Regions from separate parts of the Mus musculus genome. Here region 2 is linked to region 1. A link is a loop called in an ENCODE intact Hi-C map of the cell type or tissue named here. Cell type or tissue: heart. All regions are shown on one strand.

Region 1 (5,000 bases):
CTGTCAACTGCAGAGCCATCTGTCCAGTCAAATATCATTTTCTTGTTTGTATTTCTATTTTATTTTTAATTTTATGTGTGTGGGTGTTTTGCATGCATGCATCTCTGTGCACCTTGTTTGTGTGGTGCCCATGGAGGCCAGAAGATGGTGCTGGAGTCCTTGTGACTGGAATTATAGAACTGGTTGAGTCACCATGCAGGAGCTGGGAGTTGAACCTGGGACCTCTGGAAGAGCAGCCAGTGCTCTTAACTGCTGAGCCAGCTCTCCAGTCTCCAAACCTCTTTTTAAGATGAGCAAGTCATGGGAAGTACTGAAAGCAAGTAGTGATTAATACTTCTCTTATTTCCAATACAAGTAAGATGAAATATTCGTATAACCAAACAGTACAAACACACACAAGTCGGCCAGCCTGGTGGTGTATAGCTCTAATCCCAACACTCAGGAGGATTGCCATGCATCTGAGCATAGCATGGGCTACAGAGTAAGTGGGGAGCCAGTCTGGCCTACATAGTGAGACCTTGTCTCAACACACACACACACACACACACACACACACACACACAGATTATAATGTTATCATTTCCTGAGGTTCCTTTGAAGCAAATGGCATTAAAAATATTGTAAACTGTGTTAGTTCTTCCAATGTTGCAGAACTTTTGTAAGAAAGACCATGGTTTATCAAAGCCCCTGCTACAAGACACACAACCGGAATTCAACAAAATGGCCAAAGTGATCTTCTAAAGACCGATGTACAGATGGGGAAGGAAGACTGAGCCCAGCACACCTTGAAGACACTGCAGAGATGCACCAGTCAGTGAGAGTCTTTTTTACTCACACAGAACCCAAGGTGACATCCTGGGTAGGAGGAGTCAGAGCTGGGCTTTAGTTCTCACACAGGAGAGAGGTGACATCACCCCTCTGACCCTCAGTGTCCTCGTGCAAAACAAGGTACGCTTCTCAGGTTAGTGTTATGCTAGGCACTTTGTCAGGATATGGTTTTTAAAATTACGTTTTCTTTTACAGGGTAATTCTGTTATTTCTCTGACACGATGCATATTCCTTCCTTCTGATAAACACCTTGCTGGACGATGTCATGTGTTCTCGAAGTTAAGCCTTGAAGGGCACTGAGACTTGTACTTTGTCCTGTTTCACTGGCTGCTCAGTAGGGCAGACCTGGCATCTCCAGCTCACAGCACTATCCTGCCAGTTCTGTGAATGGAAGCATGCTCATTGCTTATGAGGTTTTATTTAATTATTCTGAACTCAGTTCACTCCTCTAGCTAGACAGGCCCTGGGAATGACACTCAGTTTCCATGCTTAGTGGCTGCCCCTTTTACCCGAGGAACCACCTTGCCAGCCCAGAAGTGAATTCTTGAAGCCACTGAGACCCGCAGAGGACTGTAACCCCAGCCAACACCCGATCTGAGCCAGAAATGCTCATGAGGGCCAGCTCAGTTCCTGACACACAGAACGTGTGAGAGCTGTTGAATGACCACTGCTACTGTAAGCCATTAAGGTTTAGGCACGATTCCTACTTTTAAGTCCTTCACAAGTCAAGGTAAATATTTTTAAAAGAGAGGATGGCAGGGGTGGGAGAGATGGCTCGATAGTTAAGAACACCTGCTATTCTTCCAGAGGACCCAGGTTTGATTTCCAGCACACACACACACACACACACACACACACACACACGAACATACATGGCAGCTCACAATCATCTGTGGCTACAGTTTCAGGGAATCCAATACCCTCTTCTGGTCTCTGTTGGCCCCAGACACACACGTGGTACAGACAGACATACACACAAACAACTATAAAATAGAAATAAATAAATAAAACTCCACAACAATGAAGAGAGGATATCACAACTCTGGAGGTGTCTTCTCTGTTGTTTAATTTTAGTATGTATTATTTTGTAAGAACGGCAACTATGGAGACCTGATGCAGGGAGTGGTCCTCATCTATAAACACAAGAAGTGAAGGTATGGAAATTAGGAATTCAAGGTCATCCTTAGCTACAAACTGACAAACTGAGTTTAAGGCCAGCATGGGCTACTGAAGACCCTAATTGTTTTGTGTGAAAACATTGACTTTGTGTCTGATGCAGAAGCTGAGAGCAAGCCCAGGCTCTCTCTCTCTCTAGGGCCTTGTCAGTCTCCATGGGGTTTGGAGTTCAGGTCGGTGACATTTTTAAAAAATGATTTATTTATTTTATATATTTGAGTACACTGTCACTGTCTTTAGACACATCAGAAGAGGACTTCAGATACCATTACAGATGGTTGAGAACCACTGTGTGGGTGCTGGGAATTGAACTCAGGACCTCCGGAAGAGCAGCTGGCGCTCTTAACCACTGAGCCATCTCTCCAGCCCCAGGTCTGTGACTTTTAACAGCTTCTCTCTGCCCTTCCTTGCTAAGGCGGTGCTGATGGTTTGGGAACTTCTGCAGTTACATCTGTTTCTGCAACTCCTGCACAGTTATGACCTCAGCAATCTTAGCACTTGGGAGGAGGTGGAGGCAGGAAGATTAAGGCCACCCTCAGAGGCCTGTGGAGTTCCAGGCCAGCCCAGGCTATTAGACCCAGCTCAGGTTGCTTAGGTTTTTTTCTCATATTCAATTTCTTGGCTTGGCCAGCAGATGGCAATGTAAGCCTAAATGTCATGTGCTAGGCTAACCTTTAATACTAACACCAGTCAGAGAGGCTAAACTTACAAGTGTATGTCAGTCAGGTGTGTTGTGTTACACCTTTAATCCCAGCACTTGAGAGGCAGAGGCAGGTGGATCTCTGAGTTTGAGCCTAGCCAAGGTTAAATACCGAGAGCTTGTTTCAGAAAAACTCAACCAACACCCCCACCCCTGCAAGAAACCAAAAAATTGAAAGCGGCCACATTAAATAAAGTAAAAACAAAACAAAACAAAACAATCCAGGTGAGTTTCATTTTAAGAACATGTCATTTATCCCAGTGTATAAAATATTTCTAATGTAATCTATACAAGTTATTTACAAAAAATTCAATGATGAAAAATTAAAATCTAAAGCACATTTTATTGTTCCAGTATTGTTCCACAATTCAGATGGGTCCCCACAAAAGGCTTGCTAGACATGTGTAGGACGTGCCCAGGAATCTTACAGATCTCTCAGGAAAAAGAGTCACTGGAGAAAGCATGTGGGCCTGGGTTTATTGGTGAAGAAAGCAACTTCCTGTTAGGATTCAGAGGGTGGAGTGTTGAGTCTGTGTTCTTTAAGAGGTCAAGGGTATGGCTAGTCTGCCCTGAATCTGGGAGTTATCTGTTGGTTGCATCAGATAGTCATGAGGCTCAGTCCTGGTATTTGTGCCCAGTTGATCACCATGCACAAAGGTAAGCACACTAAAGAATCATTTGCCTTTCCTAGGGCCGGGTGAAAATTCTGTCGGGTTACTTCCTAGCTGTGCACTTACTCCATGTGGCACTTACTATGCCTCCCATGTGGTGAGTGCAGGCAGGACAAATGGCTCCTTTGCAGGCTGTTGGAAAGGCCTTTGCCTGTGGGGCTGTTTCTCCTAGGCTTCCAATGATACAGTGCACTGTTTATCTCCATTTTCCAAGCTTTGGATAACAGACACTCAGATCCTAGATGGTGCCCCAGCAGCACACAGGTCGTCAGTTGGAGACATAGCACCTGGGCATCACAAAAGCTGTGCACCCTTGGGGCTCAGGGGACTTCTATTTCCACTGACAGCAGAGCCATCTTACTTCAGCTCCAGACTGTATTTGCTTACTTGCAGAAAGAAAACATGCCACAGAGCAGATCACAAGGAAAGTCTAAAGGGCTTCCGCACCGAGCGCTACTGTATTTAAAGCCATCTAGACAGCAAACACAGACCAGGTAGACAGGATGGAAGGTTGGCGGGGGAAAGGGAAAATCAACAATGGCAGTGTCAAAGTCCTTGGAGCAAAAGCAAACCACACATGGAATTTCATCAGGGATTGTTGCAATCGGGCTTCGTTTTTAAAGACGGTCAGTGGAGAAGAAAACAGTCAGCCATACATCTTCTTCTCTCTCAGGGGGAAGGGAGCCCTCACTCTTGTGCTGGGTTCTGTTTGTAGATCTGCTAGCCACACAGCAAGGAGGAACTTACACTGACCAGCAGGTGGGAGCACCTGCCTTGTTCCTCAAGGGATGCGGAGGCTCAACCTCAGCCCTCGGCTGTTTCCAAGGCAACGGGCGGGCATTCCTGGAGATGAGGGGCAGCCCTGGGCCTTTCCAGAGGAATATTTTCACAAGCTTTTGTGTGCATCCATGTACCCCACACAGGGCTGAAAACTAGGTAATGTGACAACGTCTTGGAAAGCCGACCAGCTGCGAGAAAGCTCACGCCTCTGCTCTTTCCTCCAGGAGATTAATACAACGTACACAAGCTTGTACAGCTTGCTGTTTGAGTCAGTGCTCCTGCCTAACATATCCTTCCAGACGGTACTTCTCATCAGAGGTGTTTACTCTCTGGGTCCCCAGAGACAGCACAGAGTAGACAATATGACACAATGAAACATTCTGCTAACTCTCGCCCCCACCTGTCCGAATAGCCTGCTGTTATGGCCAGTGGACTCTGGGCAGGGAGGCTGCACGGTAGACAGGCCTGGGAGATTTGTAGGCGATGAATCTCTTTAGTTGTGGACTGCTTTGGTTTTTGGTTAAGGCTTGGAGACAGAGGAATAGTCACTGAGTCAGCAGGCCAAATGTGAAAGAGGGTACTATTGGCCACTGCTGCGGTTTGCACAATATGTTCCTGTTGGTCATACCAGTCTTGCCAAAGTGCTGACTCTCTCCCTGCCTCTGGAACCCACAGGAAGTGCAGGATTAGAGGTCATTTTTCAGTATGGGACCTACACTGCTCGCCAGCAATGCCCGGAGGAAGGTTAGACTTTGTGGGAGTCCCAGCTTTTTAGCAGTCTGTGAAATCAATTCCTGCAGTTTGTAGCCAGGGACCCCTGACCTAGAGATGGCAAAGGGCAGAGA
Region 2 (5,000 bases), 600 kb after region 1:
AATTTAAAGCAAAAAAATGAAAAACATTCCTATGGAGGCACTACTTTCAGTTCAGTCAACTGCTAACGTCCATGTACACAGAAAAAAGAAAGGTGGGAAACACTGTGTTTTATAGTCTTAAGATCAGAGTAGCTCTGGTGAAGAATTAGTGGATACAAATAACGTCTCAGCTTACCTCCACAATGAAAGCCTTCCTCTCAGACTCACTTTCTATCTGTTTAATAGCGACATCTTTTGCTCTCCACTTAGCTTTGCAAACTACTCCAAAAGCTCCTCTTCCGACAACCTGAGTTAACAAACAAACAAATAGAAAACCCCCAAAAATCAGAAGCAGAGTTTAATATGATAGAGGCAGTTTTTAAGTCTCATCAAAGGTTTAGAAACCACCATTATCTGAATTTGCTAAGAATGAGTTTTTCATTAAAGTGAAGATAAAATGCAGTTTTAATCTTTGAAATGAACCTCTTAATTCTAAAGCAGAAACACAAAAAATACATGAAGACATAAGGCAATTTTTAATCACAGTAGAAAATTAAAGTAAAGATGATTGAGAAGTGGTTCAGAAAAATAAAAATGAAAAAGAACATATACTATTTAAAGAAAATAAAATCAGCTTTCAAATAACTCTAATTGGGGGTAAGAAATGGAAGGAAAAGGGCTAAAGATATATATAAAAGGCCCACTATGAAGGACACGCAAAATGTGTTACTGTCTACACAATGACCCCCACCCCAATACCTCATATTACAATGCCCATTTATAAAATGCCCAGGAGAAATCTAGGGACAGCAAGCAGGTCAGTGATTGCCTTGGGATAAGGATCAAAAAGGAATTAATGTAAACGGTATCCTGCCAAGGTGGTGATGTGTTTGAAAGTTGACTGTGATGGCTGACAACTGGGTAAATTCACAAAAATCAATAAATCACACTTCACATGGGTAAGCTTTATGATAGGTAATTAGCTTATTACTTTTAAAAAGTTATAAAAATACAGACCAACCATATGCCACATTATTGCTAAAACTAATGGCTATCACATGGGCACACTGCTCTGTCAAGTTCCTCTATTTTAAAAAATACTTAGAAAAATCCAAGTATTTTTAAAAGCATTAAAAAGCAAAAATGAAAATTAGCGTGGTATCTGTCAGATCAAAACCATTAGACTGTTACTGTGAAGGGCACTAGGTTCGCACCTTCATCTCCAATCTCCTACCTTCTATGTAGCTAAATGCTATGGCAAGGTCCTTTCCTCAAGGAAAGGTCCACCCCACTCATTACATCTTTATAGACTGTTTGCTAGTTGGCATTGAGAGAGTGCTCTGCCCACATCCCTCTTTATAAAGCCTCACAAGGAGGTGCTAATGTTCTCCTCATGTTACACGTAAAGCACATGGCTTTAAACATGCCAACTCACTCTCTCAGCCGTACACAGGTAACAAACAGTACAGGACAGTTAATGGTAGGCAACCCAACACTAGAATACCAGTGGTTCTAACATGTATGGCACACTTCATATACTAGGATCAGTTATGTGCTCCTTAGGTGTGAGTCCACTTAAGACAACTTATTATATAAAACTCAACAACAAAGTTGGGCATAGCTAGTGATCGTGATCAAATAGTTGTTCTTCAAAATCTACACTGGGTCGATCACTTCCCAAAGGGAAGAGGAGACACTAGGGCAGGAGCTGTAGCCTGGGGTACGTGAACTAGCTAGTCAGGCTCCAGTTCCACTTCATAGGCTGTGTAAAGCGTGTAACTACTTCTCAGTCAGTGCTCACCACAAGATGAGCACATTCTGGTGGTGTTTTCCCCCAGATTAGCACAAGTAATCCATTTCCATTTGAAAGGTAAGCAGTCATAGGGATGCAATTTAGTCACATTACACAGTAAGAAAGTATTCCGAGGCAGGATCCGAAACCTACAGCTTAGCATTACCAGCACATGCTATGGTAATTCATACTCAGCTTAAAGGTAACAAGGCTGCTTAGATGCAAAGTCCCAAGTAAGCCTGGCTCTTTTGGAGACTTTTTCCATTTCCTGGTCTTGGCCATTCAGAGACCATCTTGTTTTCCAAGCCTCAAAAAGAATCCAGCACTGGTGATTCATGCTCAGCATCCAGTTACTTTAGGAAGATTTAGGAATTGGCTTTGGTTTGAATATGTCAGTCTTTATAATCAAGCTTACTGTTAGGTGTCCTGCTCACTGTTAGGTAAATTAACATCTGAGCTTTTTTTTTTGGACAGTAAAGCATAGATGTTTATATTTTCTTTAGTGAGTATCTATAGAGTTCCTAAGTTATTTTCCTTACTGAGTGTCTATAGGGTTCCTAAGTTATTTTCCTTCATATCTATGGAGATAAGAGTATCTAATAGGGGGTTATAGAATCAGGCTCTTCCATAAACATTATAAAACAACACCCAGAGTTGGGTTTGAATTAATACAAGGAGCCAGAGCACTCATTTTTCTCACAGGAAATTAGCAGCAAACAGATCCTACAAGATTTCAACTTCATGGTCATAATCAACTTAGATGATACACACGGATCAGTCTGCCTAAAGACATTATCATTAACTATGAAGGAATGATTATAAAGCATTAAGACATTCAATACACTTCAATCATGTGCCCACAGATTAATCAGGGCGAGCAGTACTTAGCATTATTAAGAACGTCTGCTCTGAGTGTTATTTGTATTTGTGGATTCTGTACTTGTCGTAACTGTGTCGAGTAAGCATGACCATCTGTGATCCTCAGGTGCCACCTAGTGATGAAATGACGACTCACTCTGAGTTTTCAACTTCAAACCAGGGGAACTAAATGTGAGCAAATAAATACATGATAAACTCTCTTTTGCTGTGAGAAATCAATTTCACAAAATAATCTGAAATAAAAATGGTCACACTCCTATCTGAGAACCCCATGGCCTCAAGAAATCTCCATTCTCATTTGAGTCATAAGTTACTTCATATACACACTGAGGTTAACAGATCTTAGATGATAACACAGGAAGGCAAGTTGTCGAAGTTGCTGAAATGTCTGATAGAAATAACTGTCATGGTTTTATAGGAGTCAGTATAATAGCATGGAGCCAGTGCTTAAAGAATTATATTTCTTTAGATCATAAAGACTTCTCTTTTTTTGCATATGGCATTATTAGGAGTAAAATATTAGCTGTTAGAAGTAAAAAGCAAAAAAAAATATATATTAAGAACTGACTTTTTGTGAGATGAAAATGAGACAGGGAAGAAATCCAAGGCTATACAACAAGACTACTTAGATTTCTTTTTTTTTTAACACTTTTTTTTAAAAACACTTAGAATGCCAAAGGCAAGCACTCACAATACACTAAAGACCTCAGCAGCCTCTCTTTCCCCACAGGCTTGGAGATTCAATGGCAGAAAGCAGTTCAAACTTTCTCCCACCCACACTCTTTCCTTTGATTAGCAGAGGCAGACAGCCTGGCAGACTGTGCTCTATAAACATGGGCAGCTACAGAGGCATAAGAACACTGATAAAGAATATCCACACCAGGCTTTACCCCAGGCTACCTTGGACCCAGTTGAACATGACAATGATTCAGAAAAAATCTTGCAAAAGGAGTAAGATAAGTGAAATTAAAGTCTGACCACAGGTAGGAGGCGGCTACTGTGGGGAGGGTTGAGACCTGAAATGGATTCATAGCTGTTCAAACACAGACCTTAACGCAAAGTGCTTGAGTGACTTTCTGACGATCGATGACAGCCAAAGGGAAAGCCAAGTCAGGAAGCATGGAGAAAGGTCTTTCTTCAGTGATACAACTGAATTGCCAACTGCATTTCTTTAACCCTGAAATATCTGAGTACCTAGTACATCCAGCTGCTGTTTCTGAGGGACTGAATGTTCTTTATCTAAACGGACAGTACCAAAGCGGAGGAGCCTTAGAAATAGAAAATAAGCTATGGCTCACAACCATCTAATTTTCAAAGCATCATATTCAACAGGTTAACTGTTGGAGAAGGGATTTATAAAAGGTTTTCACCCTTTCAGAAACAGGAGTGACTGGGATGATAGAGGCTTGCACATGGAGGGGTGAGGGGAGTCTCCAAAGGCAGCTACCCTCAATCTTTTCCATCCTTGTCTGCTTACTCTACTGAGGAGTTCATGGCTTTCCCCCTTGGGTCAAGTTGGTCAAGAATTGCTTTTATCAGTAGTATAGTGAACTTCCAGGAACCTCAAAATCAGGGCTCAAGAAGCTTTAGCAGTTTCTATTTTCTTCCTCTTAGAGCCCAACATCATGAGATAAAGGCCCACTTGATACAGAAAGGCCTCATGCAGGATGATTGGGCATTTGCTGGGTATAACTGATGACCAAGCAGACAGAGACACTACTCTGTCAGGCATGAAGAAGCAACCTTGGATGCCTCTGTTCCATGTGACAGTAATATGTATCAAGGCACTGGTTTGGTTTCCACCCAGCGGCAAGGGGCTGAGGTACTTATTTTACATATCAAAGCAGACCTGGCCTCCAGGTTCTCCCAGCAACTCTCAGTCTCTATCTGGCATACTCTGCCCGCCTCCTTGAGCTCTTCCCTCTATCCTTCTCTCTTCCCATGGTGACTTCCCTGGCCTAGTTCCTTGGGGCCAGTGAACTTGTCTGAGAGCAGCTTCCCAATAAACCCGCCTATATATAATCTAATCTGGCTTGAGTTGCCTCATTTCCTCAGTGGAGAAATAACCTATCACTACATGGACTTCTGGAATGAAATCAGAGGAACAGAAAGGTATGAAAAGAAGTGTTTGGCTATAGTAACTACGAATTAGAAACCAGTGTTAATCATTAGAAGACAAATTAAGAATAATTCCATCTTGGTCTTCTTCACCAACTAATAAATGTTAAATACCAATTTGAAGCTTGCATGGCTGGTGCTTTACCCAATAAGCCATCTCTCTGGCCAGCCCAAGTTCAATCCCGGAACCCCTACAAAAAGCAAGATGCAGTGGCATGTCTATACATGCAGT

What was found. Peaks named below come from ENCODE experiments on the same cell type or tissue, not always from the same donor. Only the 100,000 strongest peaks of a DNase experiment are listed, where the experiment ranks them.
Region 2: it touches region 1 in a loop (4-fold over the local background); 7 of 42 quality-filtered maps call a loop at or near these places.

What each region holds. Positions count from the first base shown.
Region 1 is chr4:32,569,945-32,574,944 of GRCm38, reverse strand. The region is part of intron 3 of Bach2 (BTB and CNC homology, basic leucine zipper transcription factor 2); the gene reads right to left. Bach2os (BTB and CNC homology 2, opposite strand) reads left to right here and starts at 3,283. Exons shown (of 5, transcript NR_026843.1): 1 at 3,283-3,361. In heart, CTCF peaks have their summits at 143 (motif pointing right), 2,641 (motif pointing right) and 4,138 (motif pointing right); a DNase peak (open chromatin) is centred at 4,754; H3K27ac peaks cover 610 bases.
Region 2 is chr4:31,970,109-31,975,108 of GRCm38, reverse strand. Map3k7 (mitogen-activated protein kinase kinase kinase 7) reads right to left here. Exons shown (of 16, transcript NM_172688.3): 2 at 176-286. Among named protein-coding and RNA genes, the nearest start is that of Map3k7, 8.5 kb to the right of the region's middle. In heart, a CTCF peak has its summit at 2,777 (motif pointing left); no DNase peak of the experiment used is centred here.